Linked DNA regions of Homo sapiens: all the other regions are linked to region 1. A link is a loop called in an ENCODE intact Hi-C map of the cell type or tissue named here. Cell type or tissue: mammary epithelial cell. All regions are shown on one strand. Region 1 holds the start of LOC124902674 (a long non-coding RNA gene). Region 2 has its middle 120 kb from the start of OR9Q1. Region 3 overlaps CTNND1 (catenin delta 1). Region 4 has its middle 74 kb from the start of CTNND1. Region 5 holds the start of CTNND1 (catenin delta 1).

Region 1 (5,000 bases):
ATGACATCATCTTGTTGCTCACGTACCACTCACCAGGAGATCTTTGAGATTGGCAAGTAGGTTTTGCTCATATTAGTATACGAACTGGCATGTAGCTGTTGTTCAGATCGCATCTGTTGAATGGGTGTGAACCGAGACATTTCTGAAGCTACAGAGCAGATTGTAACCACCGCTGGCACCTCAATGCTTAACATATGCTAAGTGCTACCTTTAACTTGCTAAAAATCCAAGGGAGCTCCAAATGTGTTACATCTTAAGAAATTCTTGAGCATTTTGCAATAGCCCTTGCTGTTGCCGACTCTGGTTTTCCAAAACCCCAGAGTCCCTAAAAATCAAAGGACCCACCTCATTTCATACAACTCACCAACAGAGATCACTGGACAGAGGTGGGCTGGGAAGCCGAAGAGCTAGAAACAATGAAGGGCACTGGCTTGACAGTCAGCAAACCTGGATCTTACAAACGCTAGTTACTGATTATGTGACCTTGACAAATTGAGTCATCTGTCTGAGCTTCACATTCCTCATCTACAAAACGAAGGTAACAAAGGTTAATGATAATGTATTTGCCTCTTAGAGTCATTGTGGATATTAACAATGGAATAACCAGGGCCTGGTACTTAAACCCTCAATGACTGTTAGTTGGAATTGCTATTAGTGATAATGATGATACAATGCAAGCCTGGAAGGAGCAGTTAACTTTGGAGAAAAGCTGGCTCCCACGTCCTCTGTGTAATTTTGCCCAATATAGGGCCAAAGACTCACCAAAAACTTTGAAGTAAAAGAACTTGTCTGCACATATCTGGTAGGACAGCTTCCTTATGGTAGGCTGGGAAAAGTCTGACAGTGAGCCCCTGCACTGACCTGAGGAGCCTGTAGGGGAAGGAAAGCAGGAAGAAGATGAGCAGGAGAGAAGAGAAAAGAACAGGCATTCACTCATGCACTCAACAACTAAGATAAATTGAATGGATCCTGCTTAGAATCTGATTGGAGAGGAAAAGGCATGAACTCGAACAGTCTGAAGTAGAAAGAGTTCAGCAATGATGTGACAAAGGCGATGATCCCAGGGCTGGCATGAACCAAGAATTAAGAACTAGATCTCAGCTTGAGGAGCAGGGATCAGGGAAGGCTGTACGGCAGGTTTGGGACTCCTCAATAAACAGGCCACACTGTGTTTTGTTCTTATCCTCCTCTATCAAAAAAAAAAAAGTGCTCTCTTAATTTCATGACTCTTTCTTAAGTTTAATATTCAACTGACCATAGCACAGCCTTCCAAGTAACTGGAATTACAAGCATGAGCCACCACACCCCCCTACTTTTTGTACTTTTAGCAGAGACAGGGTTTCGCCATGCTGGCCAGGCTAGTCTCGAACTCCTGACCATAGCTCCTGAAATATTTTTTGCTGATAAACAGGTTAAAGAAAACTTAATACATCATATGGGCACCCACTAGGTCTGCCCACCAGAAATCACACTCTACACTGACAACCCCTTCCCCTCTGCTCCAAAAGCCTCCCAGCTTTCCTTAGGCAGGAGGGCTGGAGAGCCTCCAGGTCAAGTGGACTCACCTAAGATTTTTATGTTACCCATCCCCTGATATTAGATTTTCTTGTTATTTTGCTTTACTTGTGTTTCTTCTAAATAGCAAATAACCGGCTTGATTTTTATCCAGTTTGAAAATTTCCCATCTATTATAGTCAAAATCTTTACTCAGCTGCCCCATGACAGGAGAGCTCAATTCTCCCCTCTTTACCTTTGAAAAGGAAAAACCCAGATGAAGGGGCTGCTTTCAAAGGAGTGGGAAGGGATAATGGTGAAACACCTGAAGGACAGCCACAGTCGGAAGCTGTTTCCATCCTTGGGAGAGGAAGCAGAGCTGAGGAAGGCAGCCACTGCCCACCCATGGCTAAGCAGGGAGAAATGAATACCTCAACCTCACTTTCCCCCTACCCCAAGTCTCCCAGCAAGTCTCCTACCAGAAGGCAGAGGGCAGGGCAGCTCTTTGACACAATCCACAAAGATCAGCCCTTCTGGAGCTCAGAGCTATTACAGAGAAGCCTGGAGAGTGTGTCAAGACAGGCAAGTAGAGAATACAGCACGCTCTTCGTAAGTAGGGTAATGTAACCTATCATTTAAGCTGACTGCTGATATGGTTTGATGGTATTCTGCCATCTTATATAATTTCTATTTATTATGCTGGGTCATTGCTTTCTGTTAATAAAACTATAATAATAGAAATAATAGAGATTTTTATTTAGTTTTCTAGTTCTTATGCTTTCTCCCTTTCCTTTTTTTTTTTTTTTTTTTTTTTTTTTTTGAGACAGAGCCTCACTCAGTCACCCAGGCAGGAGTGCAGTGGTGCAATCTTGACTCACTGCAACCTCTGTCTCCCGGGTTCAAGCAATTCTTCTGCCTCAAGTAACTGGAATTACAGGCATGCGCCACCACACCCGGCTAATTTTTGTACTTTTAGTAGAGACAGGGTTTCACCATGCTGGCCAGGCTGGTCTCGAACTCCTGACCTCAATTGATCTGCCCGCCTCAGCCTCCCAAAGTGCTGGGATTACAGGCATGAGCCACTGTGCCCGGCCCTGAATTTTTTTTAATTTGATCATTTTTTCCAATTATTTTCCTTCTGCTGCTTTGGAATTTATATATCTTGTTTTTATTCTATTAACAATTATACAGCTTTTAATTCACTTGAGCCTTTATCTTTCAAATAATGCCAAGAATTATACAATGTATAGAGAGAAACAAAGCCGTTAGCACATCTTTACCTCTCTGCTTCTCCCACCCCCACTGGAAGATATGTTGGCATTCTTTAGTCCGCTGCATTCCTTTCTAAAAACGTCAGTTGGTTTCTTAGGCCTGAGCCCACAGGCTTTCGAAGGACCTGGAAACAGCATATATCAAAGGCCAGTGAGATAATAATTAGAAATAAAAGCCAGAGAGGGAAAAATGAGGCCAAGTTACAAGGCTGGTGAGAACATTTGTGGATCCTGAGCAAGTGTGTTCAGGCCAGGAATGTACAGCTCTGTTCCTTTCCCCCAGATCAGCCATGGATCTCAGCGCCCCCAGTTTTCCAACTGTTTCCAGTTCCCATCCTTCCTCCGCACAGTGCCCAGCAGCACCCACCAGCCTTGAGTCCTGGCCAAGCTCTTGAGTTACTTTAACTGGACCTGAGTAGGCCTGGTCAGTTATGACAACAGCAACTTTGAGTGGCTGGATCAGCAGCTGCAGAAGCAGATCGGGGGCGAGGGTGGCTGCATGGCCTTCTCAAAGATCAGCAGTGTAGATGACAGCATCAACAGCATGGCCACCGTCATTGCCTAAACCCCTGCTGCCACCGTCATTGTCTGTGACTGCTACCATTTTCACTTCAGACTCCTGGCGGGGGCCCTTCAGGAGAACAATGTGAATGGGAGGATGTGGATCTTTTCCACCTCCTTCACATATAACCCCTCGGTGCTGGGTCCCAAAGCCCACGAGTTGCTGAATGGCAGCTTGAGCCTGACCATACACTTAGGAATAATACCTGCCTTTAAGGACTTCCTGTTGGCGCTGCGCCCAGCCGTGTAGCCAGGCAACAGTCTGATGAGGAAGCTGTGGGAGGAGTGCAGGGATACAGGTGGTCTGGATTAGGGGCTTCCATCCAAAGTGCCAGAGAAGGGGCTTGGCATCGCACAGGGCTGGAGAACATGACCACTGCCCACCTGTCTGCCTTCAAACTTCCTGATCTAACTGCCACTTACCAAGCCTACCTGGCAGCCAAAGCCCTGTGGGTTGCCTATCAGAACTTGATGTCCTGCTCTGAGAGAGAGGGACCATTCCTGGGAGGCACGTATGCCAATGCATGGGAAGCCAGGCTTTCTCAGGTGAGTGGCCAAGAAGCCTTTCCCAGTCCCTGTCCATTCCAGCTTTCTGTGAGCTTTAGACTAGCAGAGAGGCAGTGTGGCCTAATGAAAGGAGCATCAAATTTAGAACAAAAGTGATATGGGCTCAAATCTCAATATGGGATTTCTCTGCGGCCTAGTCACTTACCTTTCCTGAGCTTCAGTTCTCTCCTATGTAGATTGAGTATAATAATATATACGTGGTAGGTTGTTATGAAAATAAGAGATCATGCATACAAATGCTGGCTGGTGATTAATGCATGTTATGGGCTACAGCTTTTCTCCAGGTGGTGTGACGCTGCTGCTAATAATGGTGATGACATCAAAACTGCCAAGGGCCTTAGAAATCTGCTGGTCCAGCACGAAGCAGGGAGATCACCAAAAAGGGGAGGCAGAGCTGGAAGAGAACACAGCTGTCCTGCCATCCAGGTCACTACATGCCAATGCTGATATGCAACAAAAACCATATGAGATTCACAGTAGGAAAGAGTTAACCACAAAGTTAGAAAACTGGTAAATCTGCAATGTAAAACATCCAATCCAGCACAGACACCCATTCTTCATGGGCTGCTCAGGGATAAGGACAGGAAGGGAAGGGAGGTGGTGTTTTCCTCGTAGTCAGAGAGGTAATGCTAGAACAAGCTCAAAGAGATGAAATAGAGTTCAGAGGACAAAGGCCTCAACCAACAACACCAAGAGAAGAACACTAGGTTTTCAGCTAGAGGAAGAGCTGAGTCTGAGTGCTTGGCCTAGTCATCAGCCTTCTCTGTGTTCGAGGTCTTTTTTCCTCTCTGGTCATTAGGTACTTTAATCAAAAAGACCTTGGGCTGGGCACAGTGGCTCATACCTGTAATCCCAGCACTTTGGGAAGCAGGTGGATCACTTAGCGTCAGGAGTTCAAGACCAGCCTGGCCAACATGGTAAAACTCTGTCTCTACTAAAAATACAAAAATTAACCAGGTGTAATGGCGTTGTCTATAGTCCCAGCTACTCAGGAGGCTGAGGCATGAGAATCACTTGAACCTGGGAGGCAGGGTTGCAGTGAGCCAAGATGGCACCACTGCACTCCAGCTTGGGTGACAGAGTGAGACTCCATCTCAAAAAAAAAAA
Region 2 (5,000 bases), 160 kb after region 1:
ACTTCTTTAACTTTTAAAAATTGTTCAATTTACCTACTTTGAAGCCATTAGATTCTAGATAAGGCCTGGAAACATGGAATTAGCCATGCCCCCTGGCTATACAAAGATTATAAAGAAAGAGATTTTATATAAGAAAGGATCTTGTATGGTAAATTCTTGTCCTAAAGTAAAATAACTGGTTATTTAAAAGGAGGGCAAGTCAGAAAGTCAAAGAATGTCTCAGATGGTCTGTGTAAGTCGTGAAAGGATTTGTGAAAGGGAATTTATGCAAGAAACGTTGTACAATTCAAAGGTTGTTAGGCCTCCTAAATGCTTCATAAAATGCCACTATGACTCTTACTGTACAATTTGGTTGCTTAAGTAAGGTAAGGCCTGAGGACATGTGGAGTTAGCCACACCCCCTAGCTATGCTGGAGAGTCAGCCCTTATCTGCCTTTCTGCCTGGTATATCCTGGGTAAGGCTCCACACCTAGTACACAATTAAAATTACTTACTAACCAGGGTTTTCACCAAAGTAAGTTGCTAAAAGTTTAACATTGTCACATATAATTGAGACTATTGAAGAAACAATTTTACATGTAAGGTGTGTAAGGAAAGTAGAATGTACATTTGGTAAAAGATTATAAGAAGGCATAGGAATGTGGATTTTTTTGCCTAAAGAGTTGAAGAATTGTTTTAAGTTAGTTAGAATAAAGCTAAGGTTTAAACAAGTTGTGGAAGGTTTAAACAAGTTGTGGAAGGTTTATAAAAATTAATTGTAAGAGATTCTGTGTGTGAACACATTGGCTAAAGTTAAAGGGGTATTATTCAGTTTTTCTGTAAATTAAATAGAATAAAAGCACAACAGGTTTTTCTTAGAGTACTAATCTGCTCTTTCACAAAAAAAATGTAAAGGGTTATAAAGGTTTATAAGAATCTTACCTTATAGTTAAACATTAAAATTGGGTAAATATGTCTAAAGTTTTATTAAAAATTGGGTTTAACATTAATAATACATTAATACAATAATAATAATAATGCAATAATATACAGTCTGAAAAGGGGAGGCATGAATAATCCACCTCTTGTTTAGCTTATCATCAAAAAATAACCATAAAAATGAGCAATCAGCAGCCCTCGGGGCTGCCCATCTATGGAGTAGCCATTCTTTTATTCCTTTACTTTCTTAATAAACTTGCTTTCACTTTGTGCTGCAGACTCACCCTGAATTCTTTCTTGGCATGAGATCCACCAACCCTCTTGGGGTCTGGATCAGGACCCCTTTTTCCTGTAACACTTCCTTTGTTGGCCTGACAAATCTGTTTTGTCGTTGTTGTTGTGTTTTTTGTTTTTTGAGACCGTCTCGCTCTGTTGCCCAGGCTGGAGTGCAGTGGTGTAGTCACAGCTCACTGAAGCCTCCACCTCCCAGGCTCAAGCGATCCTACCACCCGGCCTCCTGAGTATCTGAAACTGCAGAGGTGCACTACCATGCCTAACTAATTTTTATATTTTTTGTAGAGATAGGGTTTCATCATGCTGCCCAAGCCAAGAATTCCTGGCCTCGAGCGATCCACCCGCCTCAGCCTCCCAGAGTGCTGGGATTATAAGCGTGAGCCACCACGCCCAGCCCAAATCTCTTTATTATTCTAGTTCCAGCATAAAGGTAACTTTTTCTGGGAAAACTTCTTCCTCTCTTACAGATAGAGTTCATTTGTGCTCTGGTTTGCCTTTGTTAAAGAAAAAACAAAAAGTTATCAGAAACCAAAGATTGAATGCTGAATGAAAACAAATTTTTTTACTTTCATGCAGGAAGCCTGATTCGGCACACAGTCTAGGAAAGCCACAGATCTGAGGATGCAGGAGGAGAAACAAGGCAATTTTCTAAAGCTAGAAGACCATAAATTGTCTCCTTCCCATGTTAGCAAACCAAAGTCTCTGGGTGTTACTGACTGGCTGCCAACACTTGGGTTTTTAATTAGACCAGATCTGGCTCTGTTACAGGTGGTCTTCTGCAGACACATGAGGTGGTTGGCCCAGGGTTGTGGCATCCGGCAGCCTCAGCTGAGTACGTGCAGTGCCCGAACCAGGGTGGAGTCACCCAGTTAGCCATGTGCAGTGTGCCTCGCGCGACAGCAGCCTAGGAGACCAGACAGGTTGATGACTCATGCTACCTCCATGCTAGCACTCACCACGCTGCACTACAAATGCCAGTTTTATGTTCTCTCCCAGTAGACATGAGTGACTAGAGCGTTTCTTTGTCAATGTTATGTCTCCAGTCACCCAGCCCCTGGCCCACTGTTGGAAACAGAAAGTATAAACCAAAAATAAAATTCTAAGCCCTCCAATTGACTGAATAGACGCCCCCTTCTTAGCCTGGGGACCCAAAGAAACCTGAAAAACTAGTTCAGGCCACGATGGGAAGGTGGAGTCAGACATGCCATATCCTCTTCTCCCTTTGGAGTTCAGGCGCAACTGACCAACATTAACAGTAAAACAGAGATCCTCAGACTGACAAAACAGGCTCTCTGTGGCAATAAGATACCAAATTCCAACCCAACTCTAGTATAACACCACATGACAGATAAGAAAGGAAATCACAGTATTTTACCCCAGAATATGTTTTTTACCATATTTTGAGAAATGACCCTACACAGCTATCTTTTGTGGGGGAAAATTTGCATCTGTAAAGAATCTCTGTTAACATAACTAGATCTATTCCTTTCCAGGCCCTTCCCATCCTGAAGAGATTAACTGAGAGTCTAGCACCTTTTAAAGGTCTAAATAGGAAACATTTGCCATCAATTGTCACTAAGGATAGCCACCTAAATACTTTCTCTGGATAATAAGAACCTTGATCCCCACAACCCCTTATCTTAATCCACACACTCCTCTCTCTTGATTCCAGGTCTTTAGATAATAACTTAACTCTTTTGACCAACTGCCAATTAAAAAAATATTTAAATCCACCTATGACCTGTAAGCTCCCCAACTCCCACCTCCCCCCACCCCACTTCAAGTTGTTCTGCCTTTCTGGACCCAACTAATGTATATGTCATATGTATTAATTGATGTCTTAATTGTTGCTTGACTAAAATGAGATGACGCAGCGAAGGGTCTGGCATAATGTGTCTGGCACATAAGAGCTGCTCAGCAAATTACAGCTCTCATCCTAGGGTCACATAAGGCTGAATAGTGGGCAGGAATCTTTCTCCCAAGAACAGGGACAGATGCCTCTTCATAAAGCCCAATATAACTGATATAACTGCTACAAAGTGTGCCAGGGCCGCATCTTTCCAGCAAGGAGCTGATACCCCACACCTCCTAATCAGCAAGCTGCACTCATAGCCTTTTTCCCATAGAGACAGCAATCTGGGAGTACCCACTGCCTTGCACCCAGCAGTTCTCCATGGGACAAGCTGTACCTAACTGTGTATGGGCAGTGGGAGCAGGCAGCAGTTCACAGTCTCATCTAATCCTAGGTTTTATTGTTACCTTTGTTTCCCAGAGGAGGTTGCACAGATAGGAAATTGTAACATCAGGATGCAGCCAGAGCCGGTGGGATCCAGAATACAGGCTCTTCCTCCAGCTCTGGGCAACCCCACTCATCACTCTGAGCCCTAGCTGTCTGTTCCTTTGAAGCCTCACTGCCACTGACTCCTCTTTAAAGCCCATTTTTATTTGTTGTGAGTGTTTGGGTTTTGCACCCCTAGCTAGACTATAAATGCTATGAAGGCAGAGAGTGTGCCTTACAGAGCTGGGGTTTATAATCAGGGCTCAATGAAATCTGGTCAAGGAATTATAGAATGGACCTGTCTAAACACCAACAGTGCTGCTCCCCAGAGACCCGGGTTTCTGCAAGAAATTCAGAGGCAAGTTTTTATTCCCTCTGAGAAAACCCTAGCGGCTCCCACGGGCTTCCTCCCTCAGGTGCTCAACATCTGCTCAACAATCCTGGTTCTGGCCAGGAGCTTCTGGTGAGCTCCACGACAGCTGCAGAGGGAGGAGGGAGCAAGAAGAAAAGTAGATGGGCAAGGTAAGAGAATTGGGAGGCCCATCCCCTCTGGGCAAATCTCCAAAGAGCCTATCTCCTGCAGGGAGAGGTCTCTGCCAGGGGCGTGGGGCAAGTGATTCACACCTGGGAAGAAATGCTCCGTTTCTCTCCACCAGCATGAGTTTAGGCAGGCTCAGGAGCACAGGGGAAGGGCCATGAGTCACTGACAATCAAGAAAGAATGGGGGAATGGGACAGGACGGAACAGGTCTCCCCTATTGTGTCAGCATCTCCAGCCTCCCTCCTGACCCCTGTTCAGAGGCAACCAAAGGCCCAAGGCCCTTTCTAGACCTCGGTCAGGGTCTCTCAGCCTTGACACTACTGACATATGGGGCCAGATAATATTTTGTGTAGGGCACTGTCCCATGCACTGTAGAATGTTTAGCAGCATACATGGCCTCTACCCAAGAAGTCAGTAGCACCCTCCCACCAGCTGTGGCAACCAAAGAAGTCTCCAGGCTTTGCCAAATGTCCCCTGGAGATTGGGAGAAATCAGCTGGCTCATTCTTCTTCCCTTCCTTATTCAGAATGTGTGGTGGGGTCTCAGCCTTATCTCCTCTCCTCTAGCTGCCTCTTCTGAGAAATCCCTGAAGATGATCTGTCAGGCCCTTATCACAAAAGGCCTTTGCTGCTGCTTCTTCCAGGGCAGTTGGCAAGAAGTAAATAATGATCATGTAGAAGTAAAAATTTCCAGAACTTAGAGAGGGAAGGAAGAGCCAGGAAGGGAGACAGGAGTCCCCATCTTACGGAAACTGAAAGTCCAGATGGACTGAGGCAGCACTGTCCAACAGAAACATAATGCAGGCCACAAATATGGGCCACCTGTGTTCATTTTAAATGTTTTGAGTAGCTGCATTCAAAAAATAGAAACAAGTGAAATTATTTTTGATAATGTATTTAACCCAATATATCCAAAATATTGTCAACATGTAATCAATATTTTAAAATGAGTAATCAAGTATTTACATTCT
Region 3 (5,000 bases), 250 kb after region 1:
CGGGAGGCTGAGGTATGAGAATCACGCCACTGCACTCCAGCCCAGGTGAACGAGTGAGACTCTGTCTCAAAAAAAGAACTTGAATCTAAGATGGAAGACAATATGTATAAAATACCCAGAATATGACATAATAAAGCTAAACAAGAGGTTTGTCTGAAAAGGTTATGGGAATTAAAAGAAGAGCGAGTGAAATATGCTGCAATCGTTAGGAAGGACCTGACAAGGGAAAACAGGACTTGAGTTAAGCCTTTGGAGATAAAGAGAATTTAGAAAGACAAAAGGGAAGGACATACCAGTAAGAGGTATTACATGAGCAGAATCAAACTATAGAGTGAATAGATAGAATAGCAAGCAGAATAGTTGGGCAGAAACAGATGTATCCATTCACTCCAGAGAAGGAGACTGGGGTAGGAATATAATGGGCTACAAACTTGAATGTGTAGTAATAGGAGAGGCATAGAAAGATTTCTGAAAACCTTTGAGCATGTAGGAATGTAGAAAAAGTAGACGGATCAGATTTTATTAAATTTCCTTACATCCTTCAAAATGGAAATGATCAGCCAATGCTCTCCCAGGATGGTAAATGGTAAGGGTATTAGAAAAAAAACTATAGAGCTAGACAGCTCTCCTTAGCCAGTGAAATATTACTCCACATCCTTAGGCAGGAATTAATCACCTACCTAGTGATTTTGTGTTTGATCCCATATTGCTCATCTGAATTTCTTCCCGATCAGGTTTCTTATCTGTATGAAGTCAGAAAGTTATCCATGTCAAAAACAATTCTTCAAAATCTGTACACATCATGAAAATTGCTCTCTGGTCCTCCTTCCTTCCCTTCATTCACACTTCTACTTAGCACCAACTATGTGCATCACAATGCCTGGATAATTTTTAAGCTTTTTGTAGAGATGAGGTCTCACTATGTTGCTCAGGCTGGTCTGAAACTCCTGGGCTCAAGTGATTCTCCCACCTCAGTCTCCCAAAGTACTGGGATTACAGGTGTGAGCCATCACACCTGGCCCCTACAGACTCTTAAATCAAAAAACAATTCCATCTAAACTAGCAGTTTTCAAATTATTTGGTCTCAAGGCCGTTTTACAGTCTTAAAAATTATAAGGATCTAAAGAACCTTCATTGGTGTGAGTTTTATGTATTAATTGTTACCATACTGACAAGTTTAAAGTATCTATTTCACTTAATGGTAAACTTCTTACATGTTATCATAAATAATCTTTAATAACATCCTTTTCATTTTTGTATATCTCTTTGAAATTTGGCTTAGATTCTCATACCTGCTTCTGCATTCAATCTTTTGTGATATGTTATTGTAGTTAATGTATATCAAGAAAATCCAGCCTCACACAGATAAAAAGTTGGAAAAGAGGATGATTTTAATAGTCTTTTCAGATAATTGTGGTTATTCTTCTTTAATAGTATACTAATTAGTAGTAGTTTCTTAAAGGTTGACAGTAATGTGGAATCTATAATTAACAATCACTTCATATTCTGTTTAGTTAAAATCCATTGGTCCATCTTGCACTTTTAACGGATCAATTACCTATGTACGATTTTGACATATGTATTTGTCACTTGCAAAATACTGCTTCAAGTTATCCAGATATTCAAAATGCTAACACATAGCATTACACAATATTTTGAAATCACATTCGTTAACATCACTGTTTATTTCATTAGAAAAGTCTTTTTTCATTTTAATCATGTATTTTTTGAGACAGGGTCTTGCTCTGTTGCCCAGGCTGGAATGCAGTAGCACAATCACAGCTCACTGCAGCCTTGACCACCTGGGCTCAAGTGATCTCCCTGCCTCAGCCTCCCAAAGTAATTGGGACTACAGGAATGTGCCACCATGCCTGGCTAATTTTTTTGTACAGACATGGTCTCATTATGTTGCTCAGGCTGGTCTCAAACTCCTGGGCTCAAATGATCCTCCTGCCTCAGTCTCCCAAAGTACTGAGATTATAAGCATGAGACACTACACTCAGCCTAGAAAAGTCTTTTCAGTATTGGGAAGTTACCAGGCTCACAGTGGCAAATAAAAGTTTTTCAAAACTACAATTTCCACTTGAAAGCTCAGGCAGCAAACACTGTGTTATTTTCCTCAAAGCAACAAGCTTATCGCATTCGTTTTTGAGAAAATGTCTGCCAAATGCGCACATCTGAATAATCCCTTTGTCTACCACACATTTTTTTCCAAGTAAAAACAGTGTTCCATTAAACAAAGTGGCTAGTGTGGCTGAGCGCCGGATGTAATCCTAACACTTGGCCAAGGCAGGAGGATCGCTTGACCCCAGGAGTTCAAGACCAGCCTGGGTAACATAGGGAGACCCCATCTCAAAATAAATAAATAAACAATTAAAAAGTGGCTAGTCTAACTAGTAACTGAAACAATAACACAAGTACATTTCCTTAAGACAACCATCATGCTTTAATATGCTATTTCATCAGCACAGAATATTAAAAAGATGTATACTCAAGGGTAGAAAAACAATAAAAGTGATTTTTTTTTTCTTTTGATACGGAGTCTCAACTCTGTCGCCCTGGCTGGAATGCAGTGGTGCAATCTCGGCTCACTGCAACCTCCGCCTCCTGGGTTCAAGCGATTCTCCTGCCTCAGCCTCCTGAGTAGCTGGGAATACAGGCGTCTGCCACCACACCCAGCTAATTTTTGTATTTTTAGTAGAGACGGGGTTTCACCATGTTGGCCAGGCTGATCTTGAACTCCTGACCTCAGGTGATCTGCCCGCCTCAGCCTCCCAAAGTGCTAGGATTACAGGCATGAGCTACCACACCTGGCCTGATGTTTTTTCTTCTCCAGTTAAGTGAAAATGGCTCTCTGCTTTTACCTATGTGAGTGGCAATGAAGACTACAATGACTCATTCAGCTTTATGTCACTGCCCTGGTTTGTGCTAAGCCACCAGCAAGAAGCATCACTGCTTTCTGTGCCATCAGTACAAATTGTAACAATCTTGGGACTCTCAGACCACACTTTAAGAACCAATAATCAAGGAAAAAGCCAAGTGTGATTAAGATAATAATGGTCACAATATACACTTTATGTGAAAAAGAAAAAATTTACAAAACAAAATATATAATTCATCTCAGAGGAAAAATGTGTTTACTCACATGATAAAAATGTTTTAAAAGATACAAGTGGTTTTCTCTGGATAAAAGAAACAAGTGATTTTTTGTTATTTTTCTGATTGTTTATATTTTGTAATTTTAAAATAGTAACTATTACAATATTAAGTATTAAATGGAAATTTAAAAGGAGAAAAAATAGACAAAACAGACTAGAGTTCACTTTCCAGTGTTTTAAGTTCACAAGCAATGATAAAGGAATCACATTCAGGCTAATTACCTGTTTTGTTTTGATTTCTAATGCTTAAGACCTACCCATTTCTGCGTTAGGATCCTGGAGTGGAAAATTATTCCCCTCCCACAAAAGGCTAGCTAATTCAGAAATAATATATATCCTATTTCTTAGTAAGCCACCTAGAACAGCAAGAGTGGCTAAAAGGAGAGGGTGTGCCTTCTGGATACTGCACCTGATTTTTGGTTCCGGTCAATGAGAGGGAGAGTACTATCATCATATGAATGACTGCTCTGGCTTCGGGAAGCATTGTTTAGATTCACCTAGAGGCAAACACAAATGCGACAATGTGACAGAATACTGAATTCACCCTATCTTATGCTCTAATGGGCATAAACCTCTAGGTTCCTATTCCCAAATAGAATCATGAAAAAGCAACTTATAAGAGTTGAATAAATACCCTAGACAGTGAGACAAACTAGGATATTATGGCTTCTATTTGTGTTCCAGAACAGGAGATTACAAAGGATCCAAATATTGACACTATCAGAAGAAAATACAGTTTCAGAGAATAGTAAAAATTCCCTCAAAGGGCTACGGTAGATTTGGGCAAAAGTCAAAAAGGCCATCATCCTTCATCATCACCTGCACCTAAAGTATGTTATGACATAGAGGGATACCTGAGCTGTGTCGGCAACAAATGAATTGTAGACACATCATCCTTTTGAGGAGTAAACCAAATCTTTTTTTTTTTCTTTTTTTTTTGAGACAGGGTTTAGCTATGTTGCCCAGGCTGGAGTGCAGCAGTGTGATGTCGGCTCACTGCAACCTCTACCTCCTGGGCTCAAGCAATCCTCCCACCTCAGCCTCCTGAGTTGCTCGGACTACTGGCAAACAACACCACGCCTGGCTACTTTTATTTTTATTTTTGGTAGAGATGGGTTTCGCCATGTTTCCCAGGCTGGTCTCACACTCCTAGGCTCAGGCAATCCACCTGCCTCAGCCTCCCAAAGTGTTGGAATTACAGGTGTGAGCCACCACACCTGGCCAAATAATTCCTAATTAAGAAATATGGGTCAAAAATAGATTTAACATGAGGCCAGGTGTGATGGCTCATGCCTGTAATCCTAGCACTTTGGGAGGCCGAGGCAGGTTGCCTAAGCTCAGAGTTCAAGATTAACCTGGCCAACATGGTGAAACCTCATCTCTGCTAAAAATATAAAAAATTAGCTGGGCATGGTGGCATGTGCCTGTAGTCCCAGCTACTGGGGAGGCTGAGGCACAAGAATCACTTGAACCCGGGAGGCAGAGGTTGCAGTGAGCCGAGATTGCGCCACTTCACTCTAGCCTGGGCAACAGAGTGAGACTCTGTCTCCGAAAAAGAAAAAAAAAATAGGTTTAGCATGATGGTGAAATGGAAGAAACGAAAGAAAACAGAAGCATTATCCTGGGACCAAGAAAAAAAAAGTAAAAGTCTTGGTCTCAAAAGTTACTATACCTGAAAGTCTGATTTCTTCCATCCTTCTTTTTCCAGTGGCTTCCGCAGTTCCTTATATCCCCAGATTGTCTGTAATACAAGTGCTGCTGCTCGAACTTCTTTTTCTGAGCGGTTCCTTTGGAGGAAAGTAACACCATACGGAATTTGGATATAAAATCAGGAAAAAAGCT
Region 4 (5,000 bases), 220 kb after region 1:
ACTGCACTCCAGCCTGGGCAACAGAGCGAGACTCTGTTTAAAAAAAAAAAAAAAAAAAAAAAAATTCCACTTATCTGATAAAGGATTGGTATCCAAAATATATGAACTCTAAAAACTTAATTTAAAAAAATTTAAAAAGGGCAAAAGATCTGAAAACTTTACAAAGAAGATATAAAGATGATAGATATGCAGATGAAAAGATGCTCAGCACCATGCATAATTAGGAGACTGCAAATCAAGGCAATGATGAGAGAGAAAACAACAAGAACGAGATACCACTACATACCTATTAGAACGACTGAAATCCAAAACACAAACATTTACACCAAGTGCTGGAGAGGATGGGAAACGGCAGGAACTCTTCCTCACTGCTGGAGGAAAAGGCAATTTCAGTTTACAAAGCTAAGCACAGGCTGACCATATGATTCAGGAATTGTGCTCTGTACTAGTCTGTTCTCACACTGCTATAAAGAAATACCTGAAACTGGGTAGTTTATAAAGAAAAGAGGTTTAATTGTCTCATGGTTCTGCAGGCTGTACAGGTTTCTGCTTCTGGGAGGCCTCGGGCAACTTAGAATCATGGAGGAAGGCAAAGGGGAAGCTGGCACATGTTACATGGCTGGAGCAGAAGGAAGACAGTGAAGGAAGAGGTGCTACACATTTTTAAACAATGAGATCTCATGAGAACTCACTCATTTTCATGAGAACAGCAAGGGGGAACTCTACCCCCATGAGCCAATCACCATCCACCAAGCCCCTCCTCCAACACTGGGGATTACAATTCGACATGAGATTTGGGTGGGAACACAAATCCATACCATATCATGCTCCTTGGTATTTACTCAAATTAATTGAAAACTTACATCCTCACAAAAACCTGCACGTGAATGTTTACAGCAGCTTTATTCATAATTGCTAAAATTTAGAAGTACCCAAGATGTTTTTGGATTTGTTTATCCAGGTAAATGGATAAACTATGGTACAGCCATACAATGGAATATTATTGAGCAATAAGAAGAAATGAGCTATCAAACCATAACATGACAGGAAAGAGCCTTAAATGCTATTTCTAAGTAAAAGAACCCAATCTGAAAAGGCTACATACTCTAATCTTTCTGGAAAATAATTTAGTACTGTATATCAAGAGTCTTAAAAATGTTCATAATTTCTAACCCAGCAATTCCTCTTCTAAGGAAAAAATCCAGAAGAAAAAGTTTAGGTACTAAGATGTTTATTACAGCATATTTATAATACTATACATAGGTATTACACTTAAGTATCCAACAATTGAGCAAAAGTTACATAATGGTATATTTATTTAATTAAATATCATGCAGCCATGAAAAGAAAATACGATTTTGAAGCATTAATTGGGAAATGTTATAAAACAAGGTTAGGCAAAGAAAAGCAGGTAACTGTGTTGTATATATTGTATAATTTCTATTTTTTAAAAAATAGAAAAACACTAGATGGAAGGATGCCAGAATGTTAATAATGGTTGCCTCTGGATGGCAGGAACTAGGATTATAATTGACTTAGCCTCTACTTAAAAAACTAGGATTATAATTGACTTAGCCTCCACTTAAAAAAAAAAAAAAACATTTGCTGTACTTTCTTATTTATTTATTTAAAGATGGGGTCTCACTCTGTCACCCTAGCTATGCAGCAGGTTCAACCTCCTGGGTTCAAGGGATCCTCCTGCCTCAGTCTGCCAAGTAGCTGGGAGTACAGGTACATGCCACCACACCTGACTAATTTATTTTTCTGTAGAGACAGGGATCTCACTATGTTGCCCAGGCTGGTCTTGAACTCCTAGGCTCAAGTAATCCTCCCACCTCAGCCTCCCAAAGTGCTGAGATAACAGACATGACCCACTGTGCCTGGCCCCTTCTGAACTTTCTAAATTATTTTCAATTATTACATTTTTTAAATTGTTTATAGCTAGTAAAAATAATAAATTAAGTTACTCAATACGACCTTCTCTGCTCTGTCATCAGTTTGTTTGTTTGTTTGTTTTTGAGACAGAGTCTCACTCACTCTGTCACTCAAGTTGGAGTGCAGTGACACAATCTTGGCTCACTGCAACCTCCACCTCCTGAGCCATTCTTCTGCCTCAGCCTCCCAAGTAGCTGGAAATACAAGCATGCACCACCACACCCAGCTAATTTTTGTATTTTTAGTAAAGATGGGATTTCACCATGTTGGCCAGGCTGGTCTCAAACTCCTAACTTCAAGTAATCTGCTCACCTCGGCCTCCCAAAGTGCTGGAATTGTAGGCGTGAGCCACTGCGCCCAGCCCTGTCATCAGTTTTGTACCTCAAAGAAGTACCTGGACCTGCTGGGATGTAAGCTTAACTCTGCAAACCTTTTTACTATATCCTACTTAGAGGCACTTACAAGGCATTCTAAGTCTGCACCGCTGGCTACCACACAGGAATAATAATACACCTGGATGCCAACATGCAGAAGCACAAGACATCTTGTATGGTGGAAAGCAACAACTCCAGAAGAGGGAAAGTTCCAGTCTGAAGTGGGGGAAGGTGAGTACAGAAATAATTGATGAGAGATGGACAGAAAGAAGGAGAGAAGTGCAGCTCTCTGGGACATGACTTGGCTTTCTGAATTCAGAACTATACCTGAAAATGAAGAAGACCTGGGCCCACTGTCAGACTCTAGTGCTTCTCCATGAAGGGGCTTCACTTTAGCCCTACAGGAAGGCAGTTGTTCCCTTTAGATAACAACCAGGACTCCAGAGTTTGAACCCCTGTAGCAGGAGTTAAGTGGCTGGGAGCAGAAGATGAGATAGACTATGAAGACAAGCTGAGTCTTTAGGGCAGAACTTCTCAAATCTTAGTGAACTTTAGAATTACCAGGGAGATTGTTTAAATTGGTGATACTGGCACCAGAAATGCTAGGGTAGGACAAGAAATATCGCATATTTTTAAACCAACCAAACAAGCAGCAATAAAGGAATACTGCATTTTTATCAAGAAACTCTCTGCTGTCAAGTCTTCCTGATGCATTTAAATTGCAACGGCTTTAAAATTCAAGAGACTCTCAAATTGTAGGCAAAATACTATGTGTGTGCATTTCTCTGGAGCAGGTCCGTAACAATCATCAGATTCTCAAGGAGTTCCATAATTCAAGAAGGCTAAGATCTTAATGAGCACAAAAAGTAAGAACTAAAGAGGCTTCACTCAAGCATCAAGTCAGAGGGGCAAAGGCAAGGTTAAGAAACATGCGTCCCGCCCACCAGGACATTGTAGACTGAAAGCCAGAGGGATAGAGACACATAAAGATGTACCTAAATGATTTTCACCAAGTCTGGAATGTTTTTTATTTTTAGACAAGATCTAAATGTTATTTTTATTTTTAGACAAGGTCTCACTTTGTCACCCAGGCTGGAGTGCAGTGGCATGATCATAGCTCACTGCAGCCTCAACCTTCCATGTTCAAATGATCCTTCTCCCTCAGCCTCCTGAGTAGCTGGGACTACAGGCACGTGATCCCACACCCGGCTAATTTTTGGGTTTTTTGTAGAGATGGGGCCTCACTGTGTTGCCCAGGCTGGTCTCAAACTCCTGGGCTCAAGCGATCCTCCCACCTCAGCTTCCCAAAGTGTTAGGATTACAGGCACCTAGCAGAGTCTGGAATGTTAATAGTTCATTTTTATTAGCTGTTAGCAGCTTGATGCATGAGTATGTGTCCGTGTGTTTTAAAGGCGCAGGGCTCAGTGAGACATTACATTTGAGGGAGATTACTAGGAGGGAAAGTCAGTGGATTTGCCTAGTCAGACAGACTCTAAGATTTCACAGAAAAGGGAAGAAGAGATGGCTAGTTGTTGGGGTCTTACACTCTGGAGTTTAAGCTGCTATAAGAAGGTAGAGTACGGTCAAGTAGATGTGGTGGTGCATACTGAAAGCAGCTATAGTTGAAACGGAGCAACAATAATAGAAGTGGTCACTGTAAACCCAAACAGCTGGCATCACTCCCTACCTCACCAAATTATCAGTTATGGTGCACAGGAGGACAGACTGGAGACTCTGATCAAAGAAGATGCTGAGACAGTTGTAAGGGAGACATAGTTCTCCGTGTGCTCTGTCAAGAGCCAGATAGAAGAGAAAGGAGCAGGGTTCCAGCCTATTCCCCAGTGGGTGCTAAGAAGGACTGGCTTTCTTGTTACAAGGAGTAAGCATATTTCCACACCCTCTTTGTTGTCTTCCCTAGGAGTATGGCCTGGGAAATAATAATTACAAATATTGTCTTAAAAGGTTTACCTCCTGGGACCAAATCTTCACTGGCTAAATTCCTCTCAAAACAAATGCTTTATTCATTTGCCTCCCAGCTATATTAAAATAGCCTCCCAGCTGATTTCCCTACCTCCAATCTTCTGCACTATGGCTCAAGTGACGGTCTTTAAAATATTCAACTGTTCTCTCAATGGCTACAGAGAAATTTTTTGAAGCCTCAGAATCCCGTTTTTAAACAAAATATTACCTGGAAGCCCAATTTAATAAAAGTTAGAAGCAAAGCTGTTCTTGTTAAAATATCCTAGTATCCCCTCTGTTCAGCTCCTGTCCCCCATCCTTGCTCCAGAGGCTCCACCTCAGAACGCTAGGTCTCCAGGGTGGTGTGAAACTCATTTGCCTGCATGAAAAGAACTTTATAGCCCAAGCACCACCCCTGAGACCCTAACTCCCTTCATAGTCCCATATCCTGCTGCCCTGTATGTCCCTGTGCCTCAGCCACATGGAGCTACTAGATCCCAAATATACCATTTTTAAAAAACTTATTACAGGGAATTCTAATTTTAAATTTTAAATAATATACAGAAAAATCAAACAAAATACTATAATGAAACTTGGTGTACCCATACCCCAGCTTGAATTACCCATAGCCAATTGTGTCACTTATAGCCTCATCTACTCTTCTCCCATACTACTTAGAAGCAAATTTCCTCATCATAACATTTTATCCATTAAAATTTCAGTACATTGCTC
Region 5 (5,000 bases), 300 kb after region 1:
ATAACATGCAATTCCAAGTAGAATTAGGGAAAAAAATTACTTCCGAAAAATACATTAAACAATTAAATACAAATCAATCCATACCCTAATTTCCCCCTCATTAGTTCTAACCAGAACAGTTGTTCTTGCCTTCTTACAATCTCCCTGCCAGGCTACATCAATGCTCTATTGGAAACCTTGGAGGCAGCTGCATAATTTAGGCAGAGCAATCCCTACTTCAGCTTTGTGTGTCATTTAACCCTTCTTTGAGGGAAGAGAACATGAAAGAATATTTGTACTTATTCACATCCTTATTACCTACAGTTCACTCCTGTAGGCAAGTTCCTTGTTAATACCTTTTAAATTACCCAAGAAAACTAATTTCGGTTCTTAAACTCATAAGCTTCCCAATACATGAACAAAATCTAAAGTTTTGTGGCTAAAACAGTGATTTAAAAAATACACTGATATCCAAACATACTTTCTTTGAAACACTGATGTTCAAAACTATCATCCCAAGCTCTTAACGTTTTTATTAACAAGCACAGAAACCATTCACCTCCAACCAGGGCTGAAAGCAGTACTTTTCTGCTGATGTCTTAATATACTCTCCCCTAGAAAATGGCAACATTTAAGGTTTTCAGTGTTGAAGTTCATTATGAAATGAACGGACTAGGATACTTATTATTTATTTATTTATTATTATTATTTTTTGAGATAGGATCTGGCTCTGCAAGCCCAGTCTGGAGGGCAGTGGCATGATCTCGGCTTGCTGCAACCAGTAGCTAGGACTACGGGTACATGCCACCACGCCCAGCTAATTTTTGTATTTTTTGTAAAGAGGAGTCTTCACCATGTTGCCCAGCGATCCACCCACCTGGACCTCCCAAACTGCCGGGATCACAGGCGTGAGCCACCGCACCAGGCCAGATCCTTACTTTTTATACTATTCTTTGTACCACTTGCCAAGAAAGGAACAGGATTAAAGAAAAGCTAAAATTTTAAATCCTCCATTATCTCTAGAAACTTTGCTTAAAAATATAAGGGAGGGCCAGGTGTGGTGGGGCACACCTATAATCCCAGCACTTTAGGAGGCCGAGGTAGGAGGATGGCTTGAGCCCAGGTGTTTGAGACCAGCCTGGACTACATAGAGAGACCCCATCTCCACAAAAATACACAAAAATTAGCCAAGCATAGTGGTGTGCACCCATAGTCCTAGCTACTCAGAAGACTGAGGTGGGAGCACCACTTGAGCCCAGGAGTTTGAGGCTGCAGTGAGCCATGATTTCACCACTGCACTCCAGCCTGGATGACAAGAGCAAGACCCTGTCTCAAAAAAAAAAAAAAAAAAAAAAATTAAGGGAGGAGACGCATAAAAGGTTAAAACTACAGACTACAGTAAAAGTTGCAAAAGTACATTGCAATTTGATTAATCTATGTTGTTTTGCTTCCTTTCAAGCCTTCCCCACAAATCAGTCCCTCACTGATTCTCATCAAATGCCTTATTTAACCAAGGCTTACTGAGCACCTCAGTATGTACCAAACACTAAGACAGGTGCTAAAAAGATACAGAGATAAGACAGTACCTACACCCAAGCTGCTCATAGTCTAGAGGGAAAGACAAGAATATCTGAACTACCTCCTACAAGCCTGTCCCTGCAAGTTGATGATATCCTATCATTCCAAACCACATACCTAACAAATTCTCTGGAAGAAGAAATTTTACTGATAAACAACGTGTGACACAATTCCAGGAAGTTTAAGAAATTAGGACAGCAATGGTGGGCATATGGATATGGAAAGATTCTCGTTCTAAAGATTAAAATAATATCCATTCTAGCACATCCAGCTCCCCATGGGCTCTATGGAAAATAGATCTTTTGCATACATTATCCCAACAAGGGTAGTGGGGAGTTGGAGGGAGTTGGAAATTTAAGTGAGTACTGCCCCTGTGCCAAGATGAAACACTCCTGCCTCTAGCAAGGGCTCGTTTTAGTTCGAGCTGTTGTTTCCATTCTCTCTGGAGAATGGCAGTATATTAGTGGTTAAGTCCATGGACTTTGTAGTTAGTCAGACCAGGGTTAATCCTGGCCTCAACCATTTACAGGCAGTGAGATTTTCACCAAACCTCAGCTTCTCTGAGGGTCAAATTCCTTAAAAAACAAAACAAACAAAAAAACCAGTGGTGGGAAATTAATAGTTTATGCAAAATGCTTAGAATACACTAAAAACAAGGTGTGGGGAGGTAGGGGGGAATGAGGGCCTTGGCAGTTACTAACAGGGTACCAAAATAGAAGGAGATAAATTATACAAAGCTAATCATTTTGTTATTCCAATTGATAGTGATCTATGCTTAATTTATTTGCATCCATCCTATCTCATTCATCCCTGGAGAGCAGCTACTTCATAAACCTAAGGCTGGATTGTAATTACTTAGTGCTTTTCTTTTTGTTAATATCACCAATAGTCTCAATTTTACCCTAGCTCAGAGAACATGTTGGAGCTTCTCTGACTGTCCATGCTGGAACCCTGAGAAAGGTACTAGAACTCCAACCACCTAAAAGAGAACCGCCCCCCCGCCCCGCAATCTGGAACACAGACCACTACCTTACTCACATAACAAAGAAACCAACCGTACATAGGAGGCAAACAAGGAAAGAAATATCTGAACAGCTCATACTTACCTATCATCATTTTTTACCCCAAAACCAAGACAATGAGCAAAACAAAAAATTTAAAAAATAAAAGATTTACTTATCTGCATCCCTTATAATTCCTGAAAGAACCAGTGGAGGTGAGGTAAAAGACAAATCTTCCATCTTATCACCCCAAAGGCTCTGTACTACACACCAGTCAAAACAACCCTTAGTTCGTGGAAATAGTCCTGGACACTAGGTTAACTAGGATGCTCACTTCAGCTACACAAAGCCCACTATTTAAAGCTAGACCCAAATCACCACCACTCAGTCATCCAGAACCTATTTTCAAACTGCCTTTGTACTCCTCCTTCAGATTCCCTCATCCCTCCCCCTAAAGGTTGAGTGGGAAACAGACACTCTGGAAGCAACATGACCAACACTCTAAAGATCCAAGAAACCTCCCCAGGCTGGAGTCAAGGCAGAGAGAACATTTGAAAGAAAATTTGGAAAATATTAAACAAGAACTACAGTTCAACAGCCTATACACATTGTATTTTTTCTTTCTTTTTAACTGTACTTGTTATAATTATGAGATTCAGACATCAAAAATTTCCTGCAGCCTTTGCCTAGGTTGTATTTGAAGGAGGAACAAAGTTCTGTTTCCTCCTGAAGCCACAACTTCACAAGGATGAAATCGTCTTTCAAGAAATACCCTCATTCTAGAAAAGAAATTCAAGGAAGTCTAGTCTTAAAAAAATTTGTGGCAGGGGGGTGAGGGGAGAACGAAATCAGATTATTAAAGATCCATACCAGTTTAAAGCTAATGAGCAGCTTACACACTAAAGCCCATCTTGTTACAATTAGGACAGCATCTATAATTTTCAGGCGGATTCACATTTTCAAAAAGAGAAGAGAATACCCTAGTTTTTCAGCTACTGATGAGTTGGCTATATAATTATCTAGAATCCGTACTTTTGCAAGAATGTATTTGCAAAAACAAAACAAATCTTAAGATTAAATATAAGATATGAAAGCACAGTCATGGGCCTTCAGCTCTAAGAGATTTCAGATTTCATGGTAAATTAACTAAACAATAAATTCAACTCCAAAAAACAACTTTCAGGTTGGTTTAAAAATAAAAATCTCCCTTGTTTTCTGAAATGTATTTTAAACACTAAACTTTGTATAAATGGTTTTTCTAAACCTAATTTTATTCCACCCTTGGCCCTTTCAGAGTGCAAAAAGCTGAAAATATTTTCAGGTATGTTGCCACTTTACTCAGGTGAAATAAAAAGCATGATTAGAATTTCCTTATCCCTTTAAACACATAAACCAAACGTTATCGTATTTGCAGATTTAACAAACACCTCCACAAATCTTTGCTATCAAAGGTAGTTTAGAAGGAAGAAGGAGATGGCAATTCAGTTAACATGGTTCCATTTGTTTTCTTTTATAAGCCAAAGAAGGGAGACTACATCTAGCAGGAGAATGAGGCTCCCACCCACCGCACCTGGAAAAGTAAGAGGGATCCACCCAGGAACAGCAGGGCTGAAACCGATACGGGCCGTTCAAACTCTCTGGGGGAAAAACAATACCATTTACACTGCAAAGCTCCCTGCAACTTTCCACTTCCACAAATCCAATGATAAAAGAAAAAAAAAGTTTTAAACATATGAAGAACCATCGGTATAACTGGGTTCCGACACGGACAAATTTCTTTCCCAACCCACATGCAACATGCCAAAAAACCAACTTTTGATTTGGGCTCTGAAAACAGAAATATGTTAGCTTAATCCAGAAAAATAAATAAATAAAATCAAAGAACACACCAAAATGTAAATTTTCAAACCTGCTCTTACCCCTCTGGATCTATTCAGCTTCCTGTATTAAAGAGACCTAGAAGTTTGTTTCTAGGTCTTGTATATTTTACCTTTTTAAATATAATAAAATACCAAAATCTCCCCCGCCAAAGTACTGAAAGTAGAAAAGAAAAATAATTGCTTAAAAGTTACTCATCAGCATAACAGACTCTCCCGTTTTTTAATTCCCTCCGGTTACCGTAAGACAAAAATTCGACTTGCTTATCCTCCTTTTCCCGTCAGTACATACATTTTCTTCAAAAGCCACACACCTCAAATGTGGAGTTCTAAAAATCAGTCCTTTAAGAAAGAAACCCAAGGCTTCGCCAAGGTGCTGAGAAAGACAAATCCAGCAGGGCAGTTGATTTTTCGCCACCTCTTCCTCCTTTCGGGATCTTTCCTGCTCTTCTTTCTCTCTCTCTCCCTCTCTCTTTTTTTTCCCCCTCAGATCCAACACCTAAAATGGAAGTTGCACCCAGCCAAAGGCAAGGGAGCCTGGGTGGTGACAAACTGATCTGGCAGC

The links. Hi-C counts contacts between places; a loop is a spot of excess contacts. Peaks named below come from ENCODE experiments on the same cell type or tissue, not always from the same donor. Only the 100,000 strongest peaks of a DNase experiment are listed, where the experiment ranks them.
Region 2: it touches region 1 in a loop (11-fold over the local background); 3 of 110 quality-filtered maps call a loop at or near these places.
Region 3: a loop joins it to region 1, with 5 times the contacts of the local background. A loop is called at or near these places in 5 of 110 quality-filtered maps.
Region 4: a loop joins it to region 1, with 2.4 times the contacts of the local background. A loop is called at or near these places in 8 of 110 quality-filtered maps.
Region 5: a loop joins it to region 1, with 6 times the contacts of the local background. A loop is called at or near these places in 3 of 110 quality-filtered maps.

Annotation. Positions count from the first base shown.
Region 1 is chr11:58,057,002-58,062,001 of GRCh38, reverse strand. All of the region lies in intron 2 of OR9Q1 (olfactory receptor family 9 subfamily Q member 1), which reads right to left. LOC124902674 (a long non-coding RNA gene) reads left to right here and starts at 4,067. Exons shown (of 2, transcript XR_007062672.1): 1 at 4,067-4,319. RefSeq lists a silencer at 2,691-2,985 and enhancers at 2,610-3,289, 3,290-3,970. In mammary epithelial cell, CTCF peaks have their summits at 882, 1,973 and 2,419; DNase peaks (open chromatin) are centred at 1 and 2,841; H3K27ac peaks cover 3,136 bases.
Region 2 is chr11:57,901,037-57,906,036 of GRCh38, reverse strand. No RefSeq gene overlaps it. Among named protein-coding and RNA genes, the nearest start is that of OR9Q1, 120 kb to the left of the region's middle. In mammary epithelial cell, no CTCF peak of the experiment used is centred here; DNase peaks (open chromatin) are centred at 376, 2,126 and 4,126; H3K27ac peaks cover 5,000 bases.
Region 3 is chr11:57,810,054-57,815,053 of GRCh38, reverse strand. It overlaps CTNND1 (catenin delta 1), which reads right to left. Exons shown (of 21, transcript NM_001085458.2): 16 at 4,831-4,945; 17 at 3,568-3,655; 18 at 681-743. TMX2-CTNND1 (TMX2-CTNND1 readthrough (NMD candidate)) reads right to left here. Exons shown (of 21, transcript NR_037646.1): 17 at 4,831-4,945; 18 at 3,568-3,655; 19 at 681-743. Among named protein-coding and RNA genes, the nearest start is that of CTNND1, 51 kb to the right of the region's middle. In mammary epithelial cell, no CTCF peak of the experiment used is centred here; no DNase peak of the experiment used is centred here.
Region 4 is chr11:57,832,814-57,837,813 of GRCh38, reverse strand. No RefSeq gene overlaps it. Among named protein-coding and RNA genes, the nearest start is that of CTNND1, 74 kb to the right of the region's middle. In mammary epithelial cell, no CTCF peak of the experiment used is centred here; no DNase peak of the experiment used is centred here.
Region 5 is chr11:57,761,796-57,766,795 of GRCh38, reverse strand. It overlaps CTNND1 (catenin delta 1), which reads right to left and starts at 4,994. Exons shown (of 21, transcript NM_001085458.2): 1 at 4,677-4,994. The region is part of intron 2 of TMX2-CTNND1 (TMX2-CTNND1 readthrough (NMD candidate)); the gene reads right to left. In mammary epithelial cell, a CTCF peak has its summit at 3,009; DNase peaks (open chromatin) are centred at 3,015 and 4,985; H3K4me3 peaks cover 4,161 bases; H3K27ac peaks cover 3,310 bases.